2 separate regions of the Homo sapiens genome follow, and region 2 is linked to region 1. A link is a contact called in ENCODE Hi-C or POLR2A ChIA-PET data. All regions are on one chromosome and are shown on one strand. Each heading gives the region's core, a stretch centred on a gene start or an enhancer-like site at or near the end of the contact. The rest is flanking DNA. Distances are from core to core; before and after follow the strand shown.

The links. Hi-C counts contacts between places; a loop is a spot of excess contacts on that map. ChIA-PET counts read pairs that join two places held with the same protein, here RNA polymerase II (POLR2A). Pooled maps may share reads with other maps.
Region 2: a loop to region 1 is called in a map of dorsolateral prefrontal cortex, with 6 times the contacts of the local background. The contact joins the promoter of FTSJ1 here to the promoter of ZNF182 in region 1. A Hi-C loop is called at or near these places in 2 of 168 maps with a recorded cell type or tissue (dorsolateral prefrontal cortex and posterior cingulate gyrus) and 7 of 50 pooled maps. POLR2A ChIA-PET finds 5 or more read pairs at or near these places in 2 of 52 experiments (activated CD4-positive, alpha-beta T cell and naive thymus-derived CD4-positive, alpha-beta T cell).

The regions. Positions count from the first base shown.
Region 1 is chrX:47,999,839-48,006,307 of GRCh38, forward strand. It overlaps ZNF182 (zinc finger protein 182), which reads right to left and starts at 4,151. Exons shown (of 6, transcript NM_001007088.2): 1 at 4,071-4,151; 2 at 3,670-3,864; 3 at 2,757-2,815. The coding sequence starts at 2,771. It also overlaps a transcript of SPACA5 not described here. RefSeq lists an enhancer at 3,767-4,076.
Region 2 is chrX:48,473,569-48,477,530 of GRCh38, forward strand. It overlaps FTSJ1 (FtsJ RNA 2'-O-methyltransferase 1), which reads left to right and starts at 2,631. Exons shown (of 13, transcript NM_012280.4): 1 at 2,631-2,828. LOC124905185 (a long non-coding RNA gene) reads right to left here and starts at 2,775. Exons shown (of 2, transcript XR_007068226.1): 1 at 2,311-2,775; 2 at 660-1,620.

The DNA.
Region 1 (6,469 bases), core at 2,901-5,400:
AATTTAAAATAATAAGGCTGGGCACAGTGGCTCACGCCTGTAATCCCAGCACTTTGGGAGGCTGAGGCAGGCAGATCATCTGAGGTCAGCAGTTCGAGACCAGCCTGCCCAACATGGTGAAACCCCGTCTCTACTAAAAATACAAAAATTAGCCAGGTGTGGTGGCACATGCCTGTAGTCCCAGCTACTCAGGAGGCTAAGGCAGGGGAATTGCTTGAACCTGAGAGCCGGAGGTTGCAGTGAGCTGAGATCGCACCACTGCACTCCAGCCTGGGCAATAGAGCAAGACTCCATCTCAAAAAAAAATTAAAACATTAAATAATAAAATAATAAAGCAAAAAAAAATTCTCAACAATTGGGGTTAGAACAATTGGAAATCCGTATGCAAAATGATGAAACCTGACCTAATCCTCATACCTTATACAAAAATTAATGCAAAAGAGCCGGGCGCGGTGGCTCATGCCTGTAATCCCACCACTTTGGGAGGCCGAGGTGGGCGGATCACCTGAGGTCAGGAGTTCAAGACCAGCCTGGCCAACATGGTGAAACCCTGTCTCTACTAAGAATATAAAAATTAGCCAGGTGTAGTGGCACATGCCTGTAGTCCCAGCTACTCGGGAGGCTGAGGCACGAGAATCACTTGAACCCAGGAGGTGGAGGTTGCAGTGAGCCAAGATGGCGCCACTGCACTCTAGCCTGGGGAACAGAGTGAGACTCCATCTCAAAAAAAAAAAATTAATGCAAAAGGAATCATCTATCTAAATGTAAAATCTAAAACTATAAAATTATACAATAGGAGAAAATCTTCATGACCTAGTGTTAGGCAAAGTTCTTAGACATGACACCAAGGGCATGATCCATAAATAAATGATTCATAAATTGGAAATTTTCCAAATTAAAAATTCTTGCTCTGCAAACAACAATGTTATGAGAGGAAAAGGACAAGCAATACACTTGGAGAAAACATTTACAAACCATGTATCTGACAAAGGACCTGTGTAAAGGATATATAAAGAACTCTTAAAACTCAACAGCAAGAAAATCCAATTGAAAAATGGGCGGAAACTTTTGAACAGACATTCATCAAGAGGATAGACCAAAAATAAATAAGCATATATAAAGATGCTTAACATCTTTAACCATTAAGGAAATGCAAATTAAAATCATTATGAGATAAATGACTACATAAAAAATACTGACAATACCAAGTACTGACAAAAATATGGAACAATTGGAACTCATACATTGCTAGGAGAAATGAAAAATGGTTCAACCACTCTAGAAAATAATTTGGCAGATTCCTAAAAAGTTAAACATACACTTACCATATGACCTAGTAATCCAATATTTACTCCACAGAAATGAAAACCTATGTTCACACAAAACCCTGTGCATGATTGTTTAAAGTAGCTCTACTCATAATTGCCAAAAACTGGAAATAACGCAAATGTCTTTCAACAGGTGAATGGATAAATACACTGTGGTACATTTATACCATGGACTACTATTCAGCAATAACAAAGAAACAACTACTGACACACACAACTTTGATGAATCTCCAGGGAATTGTGCTGAGTGGAAACAAACAAACAAATCCCAAAAGGTCACATACCATACGATCCATTTCTATTACATTCCTGAAATGACAAAATTCCCAAAACAGAAAACAGATTTGTAGCTGCCAAGAGTTTAGGAATGGGTATGGGGGAGGAAGGGCAGTGGCTGTGGCTATAAGGGACAATTTGAGGGATCCTTGCGATGATGGGGCTTGATCATATCAATGTCAACATCCTGACTTTGATATTGTACTATGGTTTTTGCAGGATGTTATCATTGGGGGAACCTAGGAAAAGAGTACACAGGATTTCTCTGTATTATTCTTTCAATTGCATGTAAATCAATCATCTCAGAAAGAAAAGGTTACATAATACATGACACCTCACTTATATGACATTCTTGAAAAGACAAAACTACAGTGACACAGAACAGACCTACCGCTGCCTGAGGTTACAGGTTGGGGAAGACATGACTATTAACAGAGTAGCATGAAGGAGTTTTTTTGGGGTGATGAAACTATTATCTATCCTATAGATTAGTTACACCAATCTAACAAAAATCAATTTCACTGTATGTTAATTTAAAAAATAAAAATGTTTAAAGTGAAAGAAAAAATATGGTGGGCTGCAGGTATCTGAAAAAATTTTGTCTCTTGGACAAAAGATAATTCAAAGTCCGACTAAGAAATTGCTTCAGGAAAATCATTGGAAAGACAAGCAGGTTCCCTAAGAGATTTCATTCCCAAGTTACATTTTGACATGATGTCTCCAGCTCACTGAGGAAAGCTGTAGCACATATCTGCAGGAAAGCATTTGTCACCAGGCTGTGGTTGAGGGCAACTGCACTATCCACATGAAGACCCAGCAAAGAAATACCTTTAAACACAATTCCAGGCAACCTTGACTTCCCATGAAGGCTGTGTGCTCTCTCCTGATGAGTAAGGTGAGCCAAGGTACTGGTTATGTTTCCCTTTGGCTACCAGAAGGCTCAAAGAGAAACTGACAGCCCAACATCAATATCTGTTACACCCTGAGTCCTGCACACCTCTACATTCTAATTTGGCCTTGATCTGTTGTCTCTTATTTTGCCTGATCCAATCCTTATTTACAAATACTTTCCTATTTTATGGCAGGGATTTCCACATATTTCGTCACATCCACAGTAAAATAGAGGAATGAAGAAACAGACAACATACTTACCTGGGGTTTGGCCATTTCCTGCTCTTCTTGGGAAAAAGCAGAGATGTGTGACGGCCGAGCTGGAACAAGTGGAGAAGAGTACAGCAGATGAGGAGACCCCATCAGACTTTCAGTGCCCAGAATTAGCTGCCTAGCAATCCCCTCACATCAGCTGGCCATCAGACTGCTCTCTGGAAGAGTCTGGGCAACCATGTGATTTTAACAATCTGTGTATTATTCACTCTTCATGTGAACATTGAACACAAAAGGTTTTATATACACATATATTAAATTGTGTACTGACCCATAAAGTGTATTTGTAGGTATTTTCCTTAAGGAAATAATTTATCATAATGTATCATAATTTCTCTGCACGTACCCACGTCTCAGCATTGATTTCAATAATGCCAAACTTAAACGATCCTCTATGACCCATAAGGGATTAATAATAACAAAATATAAAAGATAAAATGCTACAAAGCTGTTAAAAGCGTTATATGGAACTGTACAGTATCTATGCACTTTGTGGTATATGTATCTCAACTAAACGTTTTTAAAAGGTGTACAAAAAAATCCTAAGGTGAATTACAAAGTAGGTTTTAAAACTGCGGGAATCCATTTTAAAGTTATATGTTAAATGTTTAAAAGGCATACCCCTATACACACCAAAAATGTCTAAAAACGGACATTTAAATGTGTGGGGGAAGAATTAGTTCCTGTTGATTTTCTTTTTCTCTATTTCAGAATTAATCTATATATTCAAATGTTATTTATTAAATGCCAAAAAAAACTACACTCTAAAACTATTATCCCAATTACATTTTACCCCCATCTCCCTCAGACCCCGCACCTACCCCTCCTCCCACGCCCCCAACTTGGGCGAGGCCCGGGGTCAGGTGAGACCTCGCAGGTGCCTCTCCTTCCTTCTGCTCACCTCACCGGGGCCGCCTTGCCCAGAAGCCGGAAAGAGGCCTTCGGGTGCGGGGGTGCAGGTTCACTTCGGCCGGAGCATTCACACCAGGCCCCCACCTCGGGGCTTGGGCAAGGGGAGAGGGCAGAGGGAGAAGCGGGGCGCGTCTAAAGAGGGGTCTGAGGGATGCGCATGAACCTTTAGGGGCAGGTCACTGTGCTGGAAAACGTGTAAAAGTCAAAGTTTAATAAGCCCCATTTAATCCTGCTTAGCCCCCATAACTTTGTTCACCAGTGAGCCCCTAGAACCTCGTCCACTGACCTCTCGGTCCCCCATCACTCAACCCCCAACTCCCACTTCACTCATCCCACAGAACTCCCCATCACTCAGCCCACGACCCCTAGCACTTGCCCCCTCAACCTCACTCTCTCTCGATAACAGATTTTCTGCTCGCTGCTCAGGAGACCGTTACAAAGCCTGGCCCCAACAAGCACTTCCGCTTCGGGACCGACTCTTTGGCACCGCAGCCTAAAGGGCTGCAGGGGTCGGTTCTGCGCACGCTCAGTGGCGCCTTTGAGACCCCGTCCGCCAATAGTCAACATGGGGCCGCAGCGCAGGCGCAGAGGGAAGGTAGCCTTGCCGGTGACGTCACTGCTCCAGGCCAGATGGCCGTGCCCACCGTGTCCTTTTGCTGCTGGGGCTGCGTCGCAAAGCGGTTGTTTACTTAGTTATGCAGAGGCAGGCACTCCTAAGACTTCAGACACCAATTTTCTTACGGCAGGGCGGGGAGGGGAAGTGCCCAACTAAGGAAAAGATTCTAGCAGGCGGCAATTTCGCACTTTGAACTTGGAGGGCAGCAACAGGGTTGCAGGTGTAAAATAACGGGAAGGCGGGATGCGTGGCTAAATTGCTCTGCGTGCACAAAGAGTAGGAGGTAGGGAAAAGCCACTGGCTTCATCCAGTGGCCAGGACTGGGAGTTTACGTTGTAGCGTTTGAAGGACGGTGGGTCGGTATGCAGACAAACAAGCTGAAAAATAAACGGCGATGTGGGACACACACACCGGGGGTGAAGGGGTATATTAAGTGGTGGCTAACAGGTTGCTTTTTCTGGATGAGTAGACAGTGTCAGTGTGTTGGGAGTGTAGGGGGTGTAGGCTGGGGCCAGGTGCTGTAGGGCCTCCTTGGCCAGGGAGCTCATATTTCATTCTGGACATATGGGAAACCATAAGAAGGATCCGATCTGTAAAGACCAGTCTGAAGCAATCTAGCATTATATAGTAACGTTAAAAATACACATATATTGGGCTGGGTACGGTGGCGTGCGCCTGTAATCTCAGCACTTTGGGACGCCAAGGTAGGCGGATCACCTGAGGTCAGGAGTTCAAGACCAGCCTGGCCAACATGGTGAAACCCCGTCTCTACTAAAAACACCAAAAATTAGCCGGGCTTGGTAGCACGCCTGTGATCCCAGCTACTCTGGAGGCTGAGGCAGGAGAATCGCTTGAACCCGGGAGGCAGAGGTTGCAGTGAGCCAAGATCACACCACTGCACTCCAGCCTGGGCAACACAGTGAGACTCCATCTCAAAAACAAAAAACAAACAAACAACAACAACAACAAAAGGAATGGAGCTTCCCAGTAGACAAGACAAAGAAAGAAAGAAAGTAAAAAAGGAACTCACATCTGTTGCTCCCTGACACATCAGCACCTCCTGGGTATACAATTTATCCACTCTCTCAATGCATTAGGAGGTAGAAAATAGAAAGGGCTGGTCCTTTAGGGCCCATCAAGTGTCGCCCCTTCTAGCACCTAAACGTCATCTCCAACCACCTTGTACACACACACCTACACAAAGGAGGAAATCTTTTAGGGTTGGTGGGAGTTGGGGGGCAGAGGAGCCAGTGATACAGCCCCTCAGAAACTATCTGAGGGCCCACAGTGTGCATGCACAAGCTATGTGAGGCTAACTTTGCTGCTGCAGAGCGAGGACTCCCACTCTCTGTCCTGGGTATCCTCTACCGTCATTCCCTACAGGTGTGACCTCCTCATACAGTAACCTAAGCAGCAGGTGGCTAGGTGAAGGAGAGTGAGAAGCTGACAGGTGGCTGGTCCCACCACAGAGTCTGCATGATATGACATTCCCACCCAAAGACAATGAGAGAAGCCCCCACGTGGCTGGCGAGTCATCATTACAATTGCTCTTATGATACATTTTATCAAGACCACAAAAGCCTTGCCAATTGTGAGCGGTCATTTTGGACCAGAAGCAGCAGGTGAGGCTGACAGAGCAACAGCACAGAAGGAGCCAGGTCTCTGGTGACCTTGGAGCTACCACACTAGCCCTGGATTACCTGCCTCCAAAAGAGGAATCTGCTTCCCTCCTCTTGAAGCCACTGGTGTTTGTGGTGGGGTTGGTGCGTGCAGCCAGATCAAATCCTGAGCAATCCATCAGATGCTTCTGTGTTGGCCAATGTGAGTGTCAGTGAACAGGAGATACATGGGACTGGTGGGTGAGGGGCATGAATAATGGTGACTGAAGGGCAAATTGGGAGTAAATGAGAGCAAGGAGAGGCAAAGGGCAATGGAATGGAGGTGAATGAACACCAGAGTGGAGTGGATGTGGGCCAAAGTGAGGGAATGACTATGCATGCATTCAATTATGAATGAATTTGAGATTATGATGAGATTAAGTAAATGATGGGAAATGAGGCACAGTCTCAGCGGAAAAAAGGTGAAAGTGGGAGCAGACTCTGAATGAATGGGGCAACTGAAGGGGGTGAATGTGAGTGGAGTTTATGTGAGTACTGAGGATTAGAGTGTGAAT
Region 2 (3,962 bases), core at 1,381-3,880, 470 kb after region 1:
CTGTCCTTTCATGCAGGCTCCCCACGGAGTAACTCTTTCCAGTCACTTCCTTTCCTCAAAGCAGCCCCTGGGCAGCAAAGTCCTAGTCCCCTGCCCCTGGGCCACCCCCCTCGTTCCCTCACACTGCTAAGATGCCCCCACCGGGAAAGAGCTGGCCTGGCAGCTCCCCCTTCCTTGACCCCTCCAGGAGGCCAAGGGAAGGACACCTTTACACTCAGTGGGGTGCCGGGTGGGAGCTGCAGGCCGACACCCTACTTCGGGAAGAGCCTGGAGAGTTCAGAGCCTGGCTCCTGTCCCCCAAACCCCCGGTCCTGCTGGAGGAAGCAAGTTTCTTTGCTAAAAGTTAAACATCCTCTTCGTGAGCGACAAGAAAACAGGACGTGGGAAGCGTCCCACAGGGTGAACATGGGCCCCCAATGCCTGGCACCCCCTCCTCTCTTGTGGAGCGGAGGCCTGGTGGCTCGAACCCTTCCTTTCTCACACTCGCTCGCCTCTGCAGGGGAGTCATGTTCCCACAGTCCCACAATGCCCTTGAGTTCTGCTGACAAAGCTCTGGCTTCTTCCCTGGTTCTCAGAGTCTCTACGCCTCCACCCAGGGCTCCATAGAAATGCAGGACGCACCACTGGGGAAAAAATTAAGGAACGAAGCAACAAAAGGATGAATTCAACCAACATTTATTGAACACCAACTGTGCGCCACCCCTGTTCCAGGCACTGGGAGGCAGCAGTGAACATGACAGAACAGGAATCCCTGCCTGGTGAAGCTCGTGTGCTAAGGAATCAATCATTCTGTTTTTTTTTTTTTTCTTGAGACAGGGTCTCACTCTGTCGCCCAAGCTGGAGTGCAGTAGCACGATGTCGGCTCACTGCAACCTCCACCTCCCAGGTTCAAGTGATCCTCCCACCTTGGCCTCCTGAGTAGCTGGGACTAGAGGTGCGCATCACCACGCCCAGCTAATTTTTGTATTTTTAGTAGAGACGGGGTTGCACTATGTTGGCCAGGCTGGTCTCCAACTCCTGACCTCAAGTGATCCCCCCGCCTCGCCCTCCCAAAGTTCTGGGATTATAGGCGTGAGCCACTGCATCCAGCCCTTTTATTTTTTAAAGAGACATGGGTTCTCGCTATGTTGCCCAGACTAGATTCAAACCCCTGGGCTCCAGGGATCCTCCCACCTCAGCCTCTGGAGTAGCTGGGACTAAAGGCACATGCCGCCGCCCCTGGCTAATACTCATATGCATGTTGCCAGGATTAAAATGAATGAACAAAGGGAAGGACATGCTGGAGCCAACTTATACAGGTTGGGAGGAGCTGTTCAATTTTCAGAAATTTTGCAAACTGGTTGTTAAACAGCTGGTTTAACAACTGGTTTTGTTTGTTTGTTGAGACAGGGTCTCACTCTGTCACCCACAGTGGAGTGCAGTGGCAAGATCAAGGCTCACTGCAGCCTTGACCTCCCAGGCTCATGCAATCCTCCCACCTCAGCCTCCCAAGTAGCTGGAACTACTCGCACACACCACCACGCCCGGCTATTTTTATTATTTGTAGAGACGGGGATCTCACCATATTGCCCAGGCTGGTCTTGAAGTCCTGGACTCAAGCGATCCTTCCACCTCAGCCCCCTAAAGTTAAACAGCTATGGTTAAAAATGAAATGATATAAACTTACTCAAAACTGGTAACTTCCTAATTTTACCACATTCCACTATTCTCTATGCTCTTGAGGTCATTTACCCCCATTTTATCTGTATGGTAAAAATAATACATGATAGTGCACTACTGCATCTCTTTTAAACTCCCTGTTCAGTGACCACAGGTCGGTACCTTGAAATCTAACAAGAAGATTGTACCTAAGCCATGGAAATTGGTAAATGCTAGAAACCAGCCTCCCTTCCCCCCACCCCTCCCCGCCACCACCCCCGCCCCAGCCAGTGGTTAACCATTTACCAGCACACCACTGAGGGCATTTAGAGCCTAGCACATGGTAAACACTATGATAAACGTTTTCATTATTTTTCCGTTTGTCCACTGGGTCAGGATGTATAGTCTTTTTTTGTGTCTGGGATGGAATTTAAAATATTTGAAGATCACAGAATTACAAAAGCCCAGAGAGTGGCTAAGCTACACCTATTTAACCCTCCCAATAATGCTGTTAAGTCTATACTATTGATTATCCCCACTTTCCAGACAGGGAAACTGAAGTTCTGAGGCAGTAAAACTCAGGCAGCGCCATGCATTAGCTGTAGTGCGATCTGAAATTGCAGCCGAGCAGCCTCCGCGCGCTCGCGCACTTCAAGAACGCATTTTCCTTACTGTCACGTTTATGCCCCGAGTGGTAATTTCGCTTCCCGGCACGCGAAAAATGAATGGGCGCCATCTTGCGCGTGGCATCTTGGGAAATGTAGTTTACAGGCTCAATAACAAGCACGGTCCAAGAAGGGAGGGGCGGGGGAGCAAATCGATCTTGGCCTCGGAAGAAAAAGAACAAAGAATCGCTGGCAACTTGCGCGTCGCGTCGCTGCAGCCACGCAGTGCGTGGATTCAGCCGCTTTGGCCGTGCCCGTTGCATGCCGGGAAACGCAGTTCGCGAGCCCCGGATACGTCGACAATAGATGACGGGGCTCACGTTGTACGTTCACATCAGGTCCCGGCCCGCCGGAACCTGGGCGATCCACGATGCCGAGTTTGCCACGCTGCGACAGCCCATAGGCTTGCCCCCCCGGGCATTCGGGTGGACTACGAACACAAACTGAAGCCCTAGGACTTGTCGCCCGTTTGCGCTCTCGCCGAGGCACAGGCTGCTCGCGGACCACCCTGCTCCGAAAACTAAGGTGGGCCCTGGGGCGCGGAGGACAGGAATGCGGGCGGAGGCTATTGAGGCACGCCTGCACTGTCCCGCCTGCGGGGAAAGGAGGGAGGTCCGCCCTGGGCGCCGTAGCTGTGTATGGTTCGGGCGGCTGGCACCGGGTGGGTTCTAGACCCAAGGTTTGTCTGCAGAAGGGGACCAGTAGACGGGGTGGATTCGAGGTGGGGACATGGGACGCAGCGGTCGGAGCCGCCTGGAGGGGTACCCGGTGGTCCCGATGGAGCTATCATCTTTGAGGTATTGATGAGGAGGGACGGGGAGTGTGGTCAGAAGGCTGTTTTGGGAGGTTGGGTGGAGCGTGAGGGTGGGGTGTTACTGGGGAATCAATGGGGGCTAATAAGAATATTTTAGTCGAACTGTTGTTCATTGATTGATTAATGAGGGGATGGCAGAGTAAGCAACTAGAATATAACGAGTGATGGATGGGAAAATGATCCCCCAGGTATTGATGGAGGTATGATATTCAACGGGTTAATGGAAAGTGATGGGGCATCGTAATGGCAAGGATGATGGTGAGGTTGTGGGGGGAATAATAGATGGATGGAGGTCATGATCAAGGGGCCTTGGTGAAAGAAAAGATAATGAGAGGCTGATGGTGTTGTAGTCAGAGTCAGTAGTTGGGCTATGGTGGCATGACCGTCGAGGAATTAGGGGACAGAGTGAGTAAAGAGAGGGCAATAGTAAACTAGGGTTGGGGGGGTTAACTTCTGTTGATACATAGTAGGTGAATAGTAAACTGTTGGAGTGTGATCATCCAGTGATGGATCCATGGAGAGCAGGGTGGACAGTGAGGGGAGAATGGGGAACTGATGTGTGATCAGTTAACGTGTTTGTTAATGAAAGAGTTACAGGGCAGGAGGCTAGTGCTGTGATCTATGAAGGGTCTATTGGAGAAAACTGAGTTAATGGGGGCTGATAAATCAGTAATTGAATGCTTAATGGGGAGCTAATAGACCATGATTCTCCAGGCATTGTTAGAGGTTCATAAGGATGTAGTAATAAAGGGGCCTAATCATCTAAGGGATTAATGGCGAATGGGGTGAAACGAGAGAGATATAGGGAGTGGGAGGTACAATGAAGTAGTATTAGGATAAAGGTG